Regions from separate parts of the Homo sapiens genome. Here region 2 is linked to region 1. The links are chromatin loops, found by intact Hi-C in ENCODE. Cell type or tissue: ascending aorta. All regions are shown on one strand. Links, peaks and the distances in the headings refer to the core of each region. The heading gives the core; the rest is flanking DNA. Region 1 has its middle 40 kb from the start of LINC00593. Region 2 overlaps PCAT29 (prostate cancer associated transcript 29).

Region 1 (6,466 bases), core at 2,642-5,141:
TGAAAAGGGAGGAAGAGAAGGAGGATGTCATGTTCTGTGTCAACAAGGCTGTAGGGAAGTGAGCGCTCCCTGGGCGTCCTGAGGATTTGCTGTGATGAAGCCATGCACGCCTTTGGGGAAGCTCCATCTCACTGATCTCTCTTTCTCTCTCTGCAGCCCAGACTCAGAGAGTCAGTTTTCACCCACAGCAAGATCCAGCCAGGCCTGGGACCAGAATTTGCCCAATGGGGGTTCACTTTTCCTGGCCAATTCCTACTCACACAGCTCCTTGCAGCCAGTCCAGTCACCTCATGTGGGCTCAGAAGCTTTCTGAGGCCTTCACTGGAGATGTGGGCCTGAAGCCAGCTGCCATGGCACCAGCCCTGCCAGGCCTGCCATCCCAGGGTGCTGCTGGCCTGCCGAGCCTGCTCAGCCTCTCCACACTGCCGCACTTGTGAGGCATGGAGCCTCACAAGAAGGCCACCCCTCCCCTCTACCTTCTCACCAGATAGAAGCAGCCACTGATATAAACTTGAGGACAGAGGTGATGCATGAACATGTATCTCTGGTTACACGGGGTCTGAGTTAGGAAGGGGATTAAGCACATGAAAGGGGTCTTTGGGGCAATTCCTTACTCAGAAACTTAGATGCTTGTCAGAGGGAGAAGGGGTCCCGGAAACAGCCTCTTGCTCATACCTGGCTCAGATGTGTGCTTAATTCACCTTTTTTCTCTCTCTTTTCTTGCAGAGAGAAAGAGTGGTGTATCCAAAGGGAGGGACCTTAGGATGAGGTCTTATTCTACCCAAGCTGGCAGCATCTCTGCTTTCTCAATCCAGGTGAGTGAATGCAGTTGAGAAGGAGACAAGCTGCCCCAGCGCACTCTCTGGCCTTCGTGGATCCCTCCCATTCAATTATTCAGACCCTTCGTTTTCTCTCCAGGTCAGTCTCCAGACATTTCAAATTCAGGCCTAAGGACTGAGAGTTCATGGGAGCACCACGCCCTCCAAGAAGCACCAACATGGGATGGTGGGAAGGGATTTGGACATAAATCTAAGGTGGATATTTGCAGAGGAATGGAGTGAAAATAACGATGAATATATTGAGCATGTACTATGTGCCAAGAACTGTATTATCTCATTTAATTCACATGAGAATTCTATGTGGTAAATCTTTATAGGTGGGGAAAATGAGATGCACAAAAATTTCATCACTGACCTAAGGTTACACAGCTAGATTGTCATGGGCTTGGGATTTTAAACTCAGGCAGTCTGGCTTCAGAGCTGACCTGTGCCCTTGGTCATGATGCTATAGGAGCAGCTCACAGGGATTCAAAGTGATCCTGTTAGGGTTGCCTGCAGGAGCAATTTCAGGTGGGAAGAAATCAGCTGTGAGTTCATTTCTGCCTGTAGGGTGGAAATTAGGGGATATAGGACAGGCACCACCTCGGGGAGCCCTAGACTGGCTTCATACAGACCGGTAAGCCTCCACGGATTCCTTCAAGGCTAGGGTATTGAGGGCCTTGGATCCCAAGTTCCTCTCACTCACCACCAAGGCAGGCTGAAAAGGGGATGGTTGAGGCAAGGCCCAGGAGTCAAGAAGGAATAGGTTAGGTCAGGAATGAGGGATGCCAGGGCCAGGGGTCAAGGCAGGACAGATACCCCAACACCAAGGAAGCCATCAGGGCAGCAGCACAGAGCTCCAGCCACGGGCAGAACCCGATGCTGAAGTCATTCTTGCCTCAGCCAGGAAGCATTTCACATCCTCCCTGTGGGCCAGGACCCATCCTCAGGCTGGGGGCTGCCTAGAACTACCTGCTTGGAAGAAGTGAGCCACAGCAAAACGTTGTTGAAAATACCAGCAGCTACATGTATGATGTGCTGACTCTGCACTAGACATTTTATATATGTTATCCCTTTTCACGTTAAGCTTGCAAACTACTCTGTGAGGTCTGAATATTGTCCCCATTTTACAGAGAGGCAATAAAAGCTGAAAGAGGTACAACAGCTTGCCTGGGGCCACGTAGCTTCTCGGGACCTTGGATGTAAACTTAGGCCAGCCTGGTTCCAGAGCCCAGAGCCCTGGCTCTTACTTCCCCTACTGATAGCCTCCTTGGGACAGAGATGGGGCAGGGGCTCCATCCAGCCAATTCTCTTTCCCTCCCCCATTCTCAGCCCCTTTCTACCCAGGCATTTCCATCATACCATTGCTCCGATTGAAAGTTCATCTGCTGCCGGGCACGCAGTGGCTCACGCCTGTAATCCCAGCACTTTGGGAGGCCGAGGCGGGCTGATCACCTGAGGTCGGGAGTTTGAGACCAGCCTGACCAACCTGGAGAAACCCCATCTCAACTAAAAAAAAAAAAAAAAAAAAAAAATTAGCTGGGCGTGGTGGCACATGCCTGTAATCCTAGCTACTCGGGAGGCTGAGGCAGGAGAATCGCTTAAACCTGGGAGGCGGAGGTTGTGGTGAGCCGATATTGCACCATTGCACTCCAGCCTGGGCAACAAGAATGAGACTGACAGGCACCGTCTGAAAAAAAAAAAAAAAAAAGTTCAGCTGCTCAACTCCATGCTCCCATTGGCAGCAGTTATCCAACCAGCCTGAAAGCTACCTTCTTCCATCTCTTCTCACAACGATGCTGTGCGGGGGCCAGCAGGCGTGTTTCCCCATTACACAGGTACAGAAACTGGGGCTTCAGGAAAATGAAATCATGGGCCACCAGTACCCTGTCATCAGGACAGGACTTCAAAGCCAGGCCCCTAAATCCAGCATCCTTCTAGGCCTCTTCACAGTACTGCCTGTGAATTTAGATACATCTGTGCCTCTAACAGATCTTTAAACTTCTTCTGTAGCTCACTGTGTCCAGCTTCCCAAGGACTGCCTGCAGAAGAGGGCTCTATTCCCAAGGCCTGTCAAGATTCTGGGGGTCCTCCCCAGCAGCTAGGGGACATCTTGCCCACCTTCTTCAGTACCCGAGGCAGGGAGGATGCTGTACAGGTTAAGGAGACCACAGAGCTAGCAGTGTGTGGGTTGTGCTGAGTCCCTGAGTGGTGTGTATTTCTTCAGGTCTCTGTCTGCTTGCGGGCGCCCCTCTGATTGGAAGGCTTAGTAAGGAGCCCTCTGTCTGCTGGGGCTGAACCAGGCAGGCCCCCAATGGTACTGAGCCAGTGAGACTGTCCCGGAGAAAATGTGATACAGAAACCACAGAGAGGACTCTCCCAAGAAACGCCACAAGCCACCTGGTGGGACATTCATTTCTTTCCAAGAATTTGGCTTCTGTTCTCTCCTGTTTTTCCTCTTAGGAGTCAGATAGAACAGGTTGACTCGATTACTTGTTTGCTTCAAGCTCGTTTGACAAATGAGAAATAAATAAGGTCCAAATAAATAAAATAATATTTATTTTATAATATTGAGGTGTCAATAATATTGAAGTCCAAATAAATAAAATAATAGCAATTAGGAAAGAGCTGGAGTGACCGCAGAGTCTCCTGACACCCAGGGCAGGCCCCTCCTGCTCACGTGATGACCAAACACTCTCCCTCAGTCTGGCTACTTATTAGGAAGTCTCCATTGGCACGGAGTACACCAAAAATTTGGCTGTGCCTCCACCCCTGTGAATGTTTGATTTGTACACCCTCAGCTTTAACCTAGAGCCCTGGGCTTCTGGAAAGGGTGGGGTTGGAGGCATTCCAAGACCTTGACCTGGAAGGAATTCCAGGAGACTGGGTTGCTTCTTTCAACCCCACCAGCAGTCTCAGCAGGTCGGCCTGAGCCACATACTTGCTCAGACCTCACTACTAGCTAGGGTCCCCTTTCCTTCTTTTCCTTCCTCTCTCTCTCACTCTCTGTCATGAAGTTTTCAAGGGCTGGGACGGCCACATTCCACAGCATTGAAATCACAGTTCCATTTCATTCAGGCAAATGGCATTTTTGCCTGAATCAAAAGTGAGAGCTTGAAAGGATCTTATTGATGGTTTCAACCACCTCCCTCTTTTAATAGATGAGGAAAATGAAAGCACGGGGGAGGTGGCTCCCCAGGGTCACTCAGTGGGTAGTGAAGGCGCCGTGCTAAGCACCTAGGGCCCGGGCCCTTAGGCACTGCTTGTCCCAGTGAGCTCCCGTCCCACTGTCCACTCCTAACCACAGATGCCCACGCTGGAAGGAACCCCAGGAAGTGTGTGGCCAGGGCAAGGGTTGGGGACAAGCCTGAATGCCCAAGGGGAACACAAGGTCACATCAAGGGAAAGGAAAGCCAGGACTTGGGGGATGACTGCCACACAGATGATTGCTGAGCAGGCGCAGGATTTCTGGACATTCGTTTTTGTTTTTTTTTTTTAAGAACAGCCAGAAAATACAATGATAATGTAAAACATTCCCATTTTAAATATAGAAAGAATTCAAATTTAAAAAGAAAGCACCTGAGACTAATGTGTGGCCTCTGATGAAGTCCAATTGTCCCTTTTTACAGACAAGAAAACTGAGGCACAGGGTAGTGGTCTGTCACAGGCCACAGAGACAAAACCCAGTGCAGTGCAGTCATTTCTGGGGAATGCCACTTTGGGGCCAGCTGTCCTGTTGGCACTCATTATGAGATGGCATCCCATGAGAATGTGTCCTCACGCACCCGGCCCCAGGCCCCCTCAGGTCTCGTGTGATTCTCCTTGGAGGACCTTAGCCTTGGCCTTCTATTATGTTCTCTCTGTGGCCCACATTCCAAAAATCTCTGTAAGTGTTTTTTTTATCCCAACATGTCCTTTTAAGACTCCAAAGTGGGCCAGAACATTCCGAGACCCTGCTGGAGGCTGGGAAAGGCGGCAGACACCCCTGCCCTCTGCCAAGCCCTTCCCACGTGCCATTCCCCTTGCCACTGGACATACTGCCTTTTGCAGCCCAGCTCCAAACAGCACAGCTGACATCTCAGAAAAATCTCATAAGGCCGAATTAGGAACATGTCAGCGAGAGGGGAAAATGAGATCCTCGTCAGCCTGCCACCTTCCCTGGCTGGCTAAATCCATCAGCAGGCCATCAGCAAACAGCCCTCCCTGACCCCTCCTGCACCCAAGACAGGGCAGAGGGCAGTAAGTGAGGAGATGACACATAGCCCCATAAAACCATTGGAGAAAATCAAGTGCTAAGATGAGCACAGCAGATAGTAAGGGCTCAGTGAGTTCCGAGCAAAGGGGGACCAAAATATATAATGGCTCATCAGGGAAACGGGTCTGGAGCTAGTCTCTAAGAATAGGCAGAATTTGGGTGGAGGGAGAGACGTGGAGAGGGCCTTTGAGGTGTCAGGCAGAGTGAGCAAAGGCACAGAGGTGGGACGGAGCATGACATAGTTGGGGGTGAGTGGTGGCTCTGTCGCCCCAGCCAACCCAGCCGCCGGGGGAGGCCCTGATTGTTTTGAACTTTGCTTCCTCGTCTGCAGACAGGAGCTTGGGCTATAGGAGTTCAACGTTTTCTTTCTCCTTGAGCAGAAGTGCTGTTCTTTGTCTACCAGCACCTAGGTTGTGCTTCACAAATGAGATCTTCGTTGAATGAATGAATGAATCAATGAATCAATCATTTAACATAACTATCAGCCTTATAAGAAGAGTATGAGAACTGATACCTGAATAAAGTAATTTAACAGTTTATATTTTTCAGTGTATTTCCCCATTGCCTTTTGTGGCACCCCGCTAACAACCTTTGTAGACAGAAAGAATGGGTTTCATTAATTCTATGTGCCAAGTAAGGAAACCAGGGGTGGGAGCATGTTGGGAGAAGCAGCAACTTACCTGAATGGTGAGTTTGGGTGAAGGAGTTCTGCCGCTCTGAGTTTCCCCCAGGGGATCTGCTTGCCTGCTGAGAGGTGCCCTGGGCCCAGCCTCTGAGGGTGGGCCTGCAATCAGCCTGTTGGCTCTGCGTCAGGGAGGAAAAGGCTAAGCCAAGCTGACTCAGAAGATGTGCTGAGTCCATCCTCCCAGGGACCCGAGCATCCCTGTCTGAGTAGCACGTGTCAGAGGTGCTGATATTTTGATCTTCATCTGAATGACCCCTCCAGCAATCTCCCAATTTGTTCTGAACTAAGTGGGAGAAGTACCAAAATGCTGTTTATCCTTTCCCCAAAACCCCAACAGAGATGATAAGCAACTTGGTCAGACAATCCAAGACTTTACCTGGAGTCACCTAGCCGTCAACCTCTTACCCTTTTCAGCTGGAGGAACCTTGTCAGAGAGAGACATTTAAACAATGATTTAAACCAACAATGACTTAAAGCCTGCAGGATTCATCAGAACCATCAGTATTCTCCTGTGCTCTGTGAATCTCCGAGAGGAGTTAGATAAACATGCCTCATTTCCCAGTCTTATTTGACCACAGATTTGTTTCTTTCTCTCATAGGTCCATGTGAAGGTCTAGTGTTCTACCGTTCCATATTTTTGGACATGTTGCCACAGATAGCCAATTGCTTCTTGAGAGTTGCAGTGGAAAGAGACAAAAGGCTTAGCTT
Region 2 (6,466 bases), core at 2,037-4,536, 200 kb after region 1:
TGCTGCCCAAACCAGTATCCACAGGGGTTTTCTCTCCCATTATCACCTCCATTCTCCCTAGACAGTTACCAAATTGTGTTGGCTACAGTTCCCAAAGTCCTTTGCATCCAGGTGCTAGGCTAAATAATGGCCTTCCAAATATATCCACGTCCTAACCCCTAGGACCTGTGAATGTTAACTCACATGGCAAAGAGAAATTTGCCAATGTGATTAAGAACCTTGAGATGAGATTTTCCAGCTGGGCCCTGAATATCCACAACAGTCCTTATAAGAGGGATGCAGGAAGGTCAGAGTCAGATAGACGGTGATGTGATGATGGTAGCTGAGACTGGAATAATGCGGATTGAGGATGACAGAAAGGGGCCATGAGCCAAGACATGCAGGTGGCTTCTAGAAGCTGGAAAAGGCAATCTGGGAATAACGTCTACCCTAGAGCCTCCCAAAGGAACCAGCCAGACTGACACATTGGCTTTAGCCCAGTAGATTGATTTTGAACTTCTGGCCTCCAGAATTGTAAGAAAATTAAGTTGTGTTGCTTTAAGTTTAAAATTTGTTGCAGCAGCAAAAAGGAAACTGATACAATCCATCCACTTTCTCCCTTCTCATTAGCCCTACCTGGCTTCTATCCCCATCCACTACAACCTCCTCATAAGGGGGTCCTGATTCCAGCCTTGCCTCCTCTGGTGCATCCCCCATAGGTCCACCAAAGTGGTCTTTCTCCTGCTTCACACCTTTGATGGCTCCTGATCATGGAGGAAAAGTCCAGACCTATCCTCAGCTCAGATTTCAGGACTTGCTCCCTGCCCACCCCTCTCTCTTCATCTCCCTCCACTTTACACCTTCAGACTGCTGGATTTCTGAACTCACCTCATGGATTAACTGTCCATGTTCTCGCCTATGTTAACATAGCGAGAACTGGACAGGCCCATGTGGCGACTGCAGCATGAGGTGGCATTTGGGGGGAATCTCAGAGGCAATTGAGAAGACTTTCCTGGTGGTCCTGCTTGAGCTGCTGGAGAGACAGATAGGGTGTGTTTGTGCTATGTGGGGGCCTCCCCTGCAGACACGGTCTGGAGAGCACCCAGGACACTGGGATCACACACTCTATATTTTTTCTTGGTGGGCCACCTGCATCCCAGCCACCTGCTGGCTTATTTATAAAGCAGATTCCTGGGCTCCACCCCAGACCAACTGCATCAGAAGCTTCGAGTAGTGAACATAAGCAACCTGCACTTTAAACAAACCCCAAAGGGGGCTTCATAACTAGACCCACATTTCTGAAGCACTGCCTTCTCCTGACTTACTGGCACCTCGGAGGAAAGTATCATCAGGCCCATTATCCAGATGAGAAAACCAAAGTTCAGAGAGGTTAGGTCACTGGCCTGATGCCTTACAGCTACTAAGTTGCTGAGTCGGCATTTAAAGCCAGGTCTTTTGAGTCCACTGCAGGTGTTCTTTCTATCACTCTCCTTCTCTCAAAGAGAGAAGAGATCACTGGGGGGCTTCAGAAGCAAGGTCCCAAGGGACCACCTGGCAGCGCCTCAACCTGGGCTGGCCTGGGAAGCTGAGCAGGATCTAGAGGGGAAGGCAAAGGAATCAAGGGCTTCCATTTCCCAAGTGTCTATGGCATTGAGCATGGCACTGTCACCACACACACATGCAGTCTCATTTTATCCTTGCTTCAGCCCTAGAGGCTGAATGTTACTGTTCCCATGTTGCGGGTGGGACAAGTGACACTCAGAAGGGTGACATCCACTCTTGTGAATGTGTCCAGTAAGTGAAAGAACAGGGGTGGGAACTCAGTTACCCCTGGCTTGAAAGTCACGCTGTTTTCTACTATAGCTTCAACTTTTCTTTTTTTAAGAGCAGAAGCCACTCTTCAAATGAAGTCTGACACAAGATCCCAGGATGCCAGAGAGGTGAGACCGAAGCCAGCTGATGGACCTCTCCATCCCCATTGCTAACACCGAGGCTTCTTTCTCCACAACCACAGCCCACATCACCCATCTTCCAAGCAGAAAGGAAAATACACCTGCAGGGAGCTGGGAAGCGGGCCACCAGGATAAGGCAACAGCAGGGGGGCTCCAGCTGGGGTGGGCCAGACCCCGAGGCCCTCCCCGACACTCCAAATGCAGAATCAGCTTTGGAGGGAGGGATCCCTGTTTCCCCAGGTGGCCCCACAATCAGGATGACTGCTTCAGGAATGCTTCCATCTTTGGGGCTTGAGTCTAATCATGCCAACCTGCCCCCTGCCAAGTCTCTAAAGAAATCAGGCAATGGTTCTGACAAGTTTTGAAAGGCTTCCATTGCTCTGTGAAACATTCTTGTGCAAGTACCTTTAGGAAGGAGTCGCATGCGGTAGGTTTCTCAAATGTCTTCTCCTCCTCTGTCAAAGGAAGGAGGGAAGGAGAGAGGCCAAATAGAGTGGTGCATAAGGTGTGTGCTAACTTTGAAAAAAAGGAAAAAAAAATCACAGCTGTCCACCTTCCTGCAGCTGCTTCACGCCTAGGCTGCCCGGTTCTCTTCTGCCTGCCTGCTCTTTCCTTCTCAACGTCTGGAGATCCAGGAGTTTTCCTTCCTCCCAAGATGCCACTTTCTGAAGCCAAGGCCAATGGTATGGCAATCATGACCCCCACATCATCACAGCTGCCTAAGTACGGGCTCCCCTTCTGCTCCAAGTACGGGCTTCCCTTCACTCCCACCACAACCAAAAGGATCAACATTCAAAAAGGAGCAGTGTCTAATGCTCATTTATGGTCAGTGTCATTCTTTTCATTCCTAATCCACCCCAACCTGGGAGCCGTGGCAGCCCGGCCTGGAGGAGAAGTCTCCAGGCATCAAGATGTGTTCGGAGCCCCTCAGCACAGCCTCTCTGGGCGTCTTTCTGCTCCAGCTATGGCCCAGCAATGAGGACTGGTGACTATGGCACAGACAGCCCCTGAGGCAGCCCTGGCCTTCACCAGGCTATAAGCGCTCTCTCTATCGCCCTCCCAGTAGCGGACCAAAGGTGAACCTGGATGTGACCCTGCAGAGCCTGAAGGAGAACTGAGCTGGTGCAGCCTGTCCCCAGGGAGGCCCTCTGGCCAGCGTGCCTGGCTCCCCTCCCTGCCCCATGCCCTCCCACAGGCCCAGCCTTGGCCACTTGCAGCATTCAAGAATGCACGAGCCAATCCCTTGTGGCAAAGGGGAGGAAGTAGAGCCAGGGACAGATTGTTATAAATAGGCATGTCTGACTGAGAAGGTCACCGGCCAGGGCAAAACATGCCAGAAATTCTACAAGAGAGAGACAGACATAAATTATCTGAGCATCTCACCACCTCTCTCTTTCTCGGGGTGGAGAACAGGAGTGAGTTCCAAGACAGGGCAAGGGTAAGCAGGTGGCCACGGACATCCAGCCAGCAGCTGAAAAGGCTCTTCTATCGAAGAGGCACTTGTACATTGCATCTAGTTCTTAAAAAGGCTGGCTTTTCTTGGCACTCACAAGAGACTGGGGAGAGCCCCAGCTGGAAAGCAGGAGGGTCAAAGAGGCATAGTGAGCCCCTCCCAGCCCTTCTCTCTTTTCTAGCCCGTCTGCTCCTCAGCCTTGTCCTGCACCTAGCCTAGTGTGTCTCAGCAGGGGGAGGTTTTGCCCTCTGTCCTTTCCCAGGGGACATGTGGCAATGTCAAGAGACATTTTGGTTTCTCTGGACAATCAGGAGCGGGTGCTACTGGCATCTAGAGGGCAGAGGCCAGGGCTGCTGCTAAACATCCTACAACGCAGAGGATATTCCCCCACAACAAAGAACCATCCGGCCCCAATTGTTAACAATGCCAAGGTGAGAAACCCTGGCCTATCCCCTCTCAGGAACCCACTCCACCTCCAGACACCCTCCTCCTTCCCATTCATTTCCAAGGGCCCTGTCGAGGCAGCCGGAGCACACAAGTACTCATAGCTACGCAAATAGCAACTCCTTATTTGCTGTGTTTGCTCAGCCAATATTGACTTTGCAGCCTAACACTGGTGCTATTGAGCCGGGGTTATTCTCAATATTGTTTGAGCAGCATTAGAACAGCCTGTGATAACCGGCAGCAGAACAGGAAGCTGCGCCTCCCTCCTCAGTCTCCCCTGCCCCCCGCCGCACCCCCTCCGTGGGACGCTCCTGTAAAGACAGAGGAACCTGTGTGCTCATGGAGTCAAGCGGACCTAATGCCCGCTCCTCCGCTGAGCAAACACACCGAGGTTAGAGAGGGAGCGTGCTCTCTGGCTAAGTCAACACTCCAGGGAAGTTGGAGCAATTGAAAAAGGTTACTTGGGGAGGCTGTCCTTTGGGGTGGGGCCAGTGAAAAATGATGGTGAGGCAGTTCCAGGCTATCAGCCAAACCCTGCGGTTGGGCTCTGCAGGGAAAGGCTTGCAGGGACTGGAGCTCAGGGGCTCCAGGTGCCCAAGCAGACAGATGGTGACTCCATCCATCAGTCAAATACCCAGTAGGTGGGGGTCTAGTAGGGGCCAGTCGCTTACTGATTGGGACCAGAAGCTTAGAGTAGGAGGACCCTGTGGATAAGCTAATGCAGCCACCACGTGTTCATGAGGAAGACCGAGAAAACTAGCCTCTGCCTTGGAGCTTGTCTCACCAGCGCTGGCTGTGAGTTCACAACTGAGCACAACCCGCTCTGCAGGAAAGCACTCTCCCCGCCCACTGGGCTGAGGTCCCTTTAACAGATGCCAACATTGACTCTGCCACCATGAGAGTGGGCCCTAAAGCGTAGCCCAGGAGAGGGACTGCAGTGACCTCCATTCACATCCGGTGTGAGGATGGGTGGCAGGGTCTGAGTGTCTTCTCGGAGGGACAGAAGGAACGGGGAGAGAAACGAGTGGCCAGGCCTACACAAGCCCCTTGGGCAAGCAATAGAAGAGGAAGTCGCATCTCTTGCATCCCAGAGCTCACAGTCCAGAGGGAGAACCTGGAGGCACAGAAATGAAACCGTGCAACCAGCGTGGAATCAAGGCTCCCGTGTGAGTCTAAGGGGAGTCATGAGCACAGTCGTGTGCAACCTGCCCAACCACACCCCGCAGTTCTGCAGTGAGACCAGACAAGCCATGGAATATTCTGAGACGAGAAATCCACATGGAGTAATTGGGGTGGCTTTTCCTTGCCCACAAGTACAGCAAATGTAGGCTTAGCAGTACATTTGGATCTGGGCCCATGCCGTGTCTCCAGGTCAATATGAAACAAGTTGCCAGGATCATCAAGGGGGCATTCTAAAAATTAGCTCTAGCCAGCCCTAGTGGCCTGGGAGTACCAAAATGGTCATTTGCTAAAATTGGCCATTAACATTTTCTACTAACTGCTCTCTCCAAAGACTTGGAAAACGAGGGGGAAACTCCTTGGAAATCAAGTGTTATGTAGACCCTTATGGCAGCCTGGACTCCAACCTTCAGAAGCTATTCATTTTTAAAAATACATGGTGGGCATTTTCTACATGTGGTTGAGTATTTTATCCAACAGCCAAGTCATTCCAGTTTTCCCCACAGCAGACATGTTAGCCAATGTGCTGCCTGCTCAGTCAGTGCCTCCTTTTCTGACCACCCACAGGAACTGTCCCTGCCACCATGTTTATCCACATTCACGTACCTCTCCCTGGCTGCAGCTGTTGGAACAGCAATGGACTCCTGACTGAGGGGAGGCACCCCATTGGCTAGCCATTGACCAATCAGATTCTGTCTCCTGGGTCTCTGGACTTAGATTCTTGGTATTGGGCCCATAACCTGAGAGATCATGTCCAAGTTTAAGTGAACAAGTTAAAACCTAGAAAAGGCAGAACAGCCGGGTGTGGTGGCTCATGCCTGCAGTCCCAGCACTTTGGGAGGCCCAAACGGGTGGATCACCTGAGGTCGGGAGTTCGAGACCAGCCTTACCAGCATGGAGAAACTCCGTCTCTACCAAAAATACAAAATTAGCCGGGCATGGTAGTGCATGCCTGTAATCCCAGCTACTCCGGAGGCTGAGGCAGGAGAATCGCTTGGAACCCACGAGACAGAGGTTGCGCTGAGCCAAGATTGTGCCATTGCACTCCAGCCTGGGCAACAAGAGCAAAACTCTGTCAAAAAAAAAAAAAAAAAAAAAAAAAAAGAAAGAAAGAGAGAGAGAAGGAAGGAAAGAAAGAAGGAGAAAAAGAAAAGGCAAAACAGAGAAAGCCAGTCTGCAGAGAAAAGAATGAAACAAAGCTACTGAGATAAGCTGAGATGAAAAAAAAAAAAAAAAAAACACCCAGAGAAACACAGGCAAGAAGCTAGGAAAGTCTCTGAGCCTCTCACGGGTCTGGTTGTCATCCCTGCCCTTGAAGTCGGTGAGATTCCTCATAGCCTTCCAACGAAATCATTGTTATTACTGAGAGTTAAATTTATAATACTTCTATTTCTTGCAACCAAACAATTATTGACCAAGACCCCTATTAAGACATCACCTATGTGCTGCACTGTACTTG

What was found. A loop is a pair of places that touch in the nucleus more often than their neighbours do. Peaks named below come from ENCODE experiments on the same cell type or tissue, not always from the same donor. Only the 100,000 strongest peaks of a DNase experiment are listed, where the experiment ranks them.
Region 2: it touches region 1 in a loop (2.7-fold over the local background); 4 of 110 quality-filtered maps call a loop at or near these places.

Annotation. Positions count from the first base shown.
Region 1 is chr15:69,792,448-69,798,913 of GRCh38, reverse strand. No RefSeq gene overlaps it. Among named protein-coding and RNA genes, the nearest start is that of LINC00593, 40 kb to the left of the region's middle. RefSeq lists enhancers at 1-475, 4,117-4,619. In ascending aorta, for the core only: no CTCF peak of the experiment used is centred there; DNase peaks (open chromatin) are centred at 3,673 and 4,703; H3K4me3 peaks cover 1,318 bases; H3K27ac peaks cover 2,500 bases.
Region 2 is chr15:69,592,334-69,598,799 of GRCh38, reverse strand. All of the region lies in intron 1 of PCAT29 (prostate cancer associated transcript 29), which reads right to left. Among named protein-coding and RNA genes, the nearest start is that of PCAT29, 3.4 kb to the right of the region's middle. In ascending aorta, for the core only: a CTCF peak has its summit at 3,093; DNase peaks (open chromatin) are centred at 3,149, 3,989 and 4,309; H3K4me3 peaks cover 1,672 bases; H3K27ac peaks cover 2,500 bases.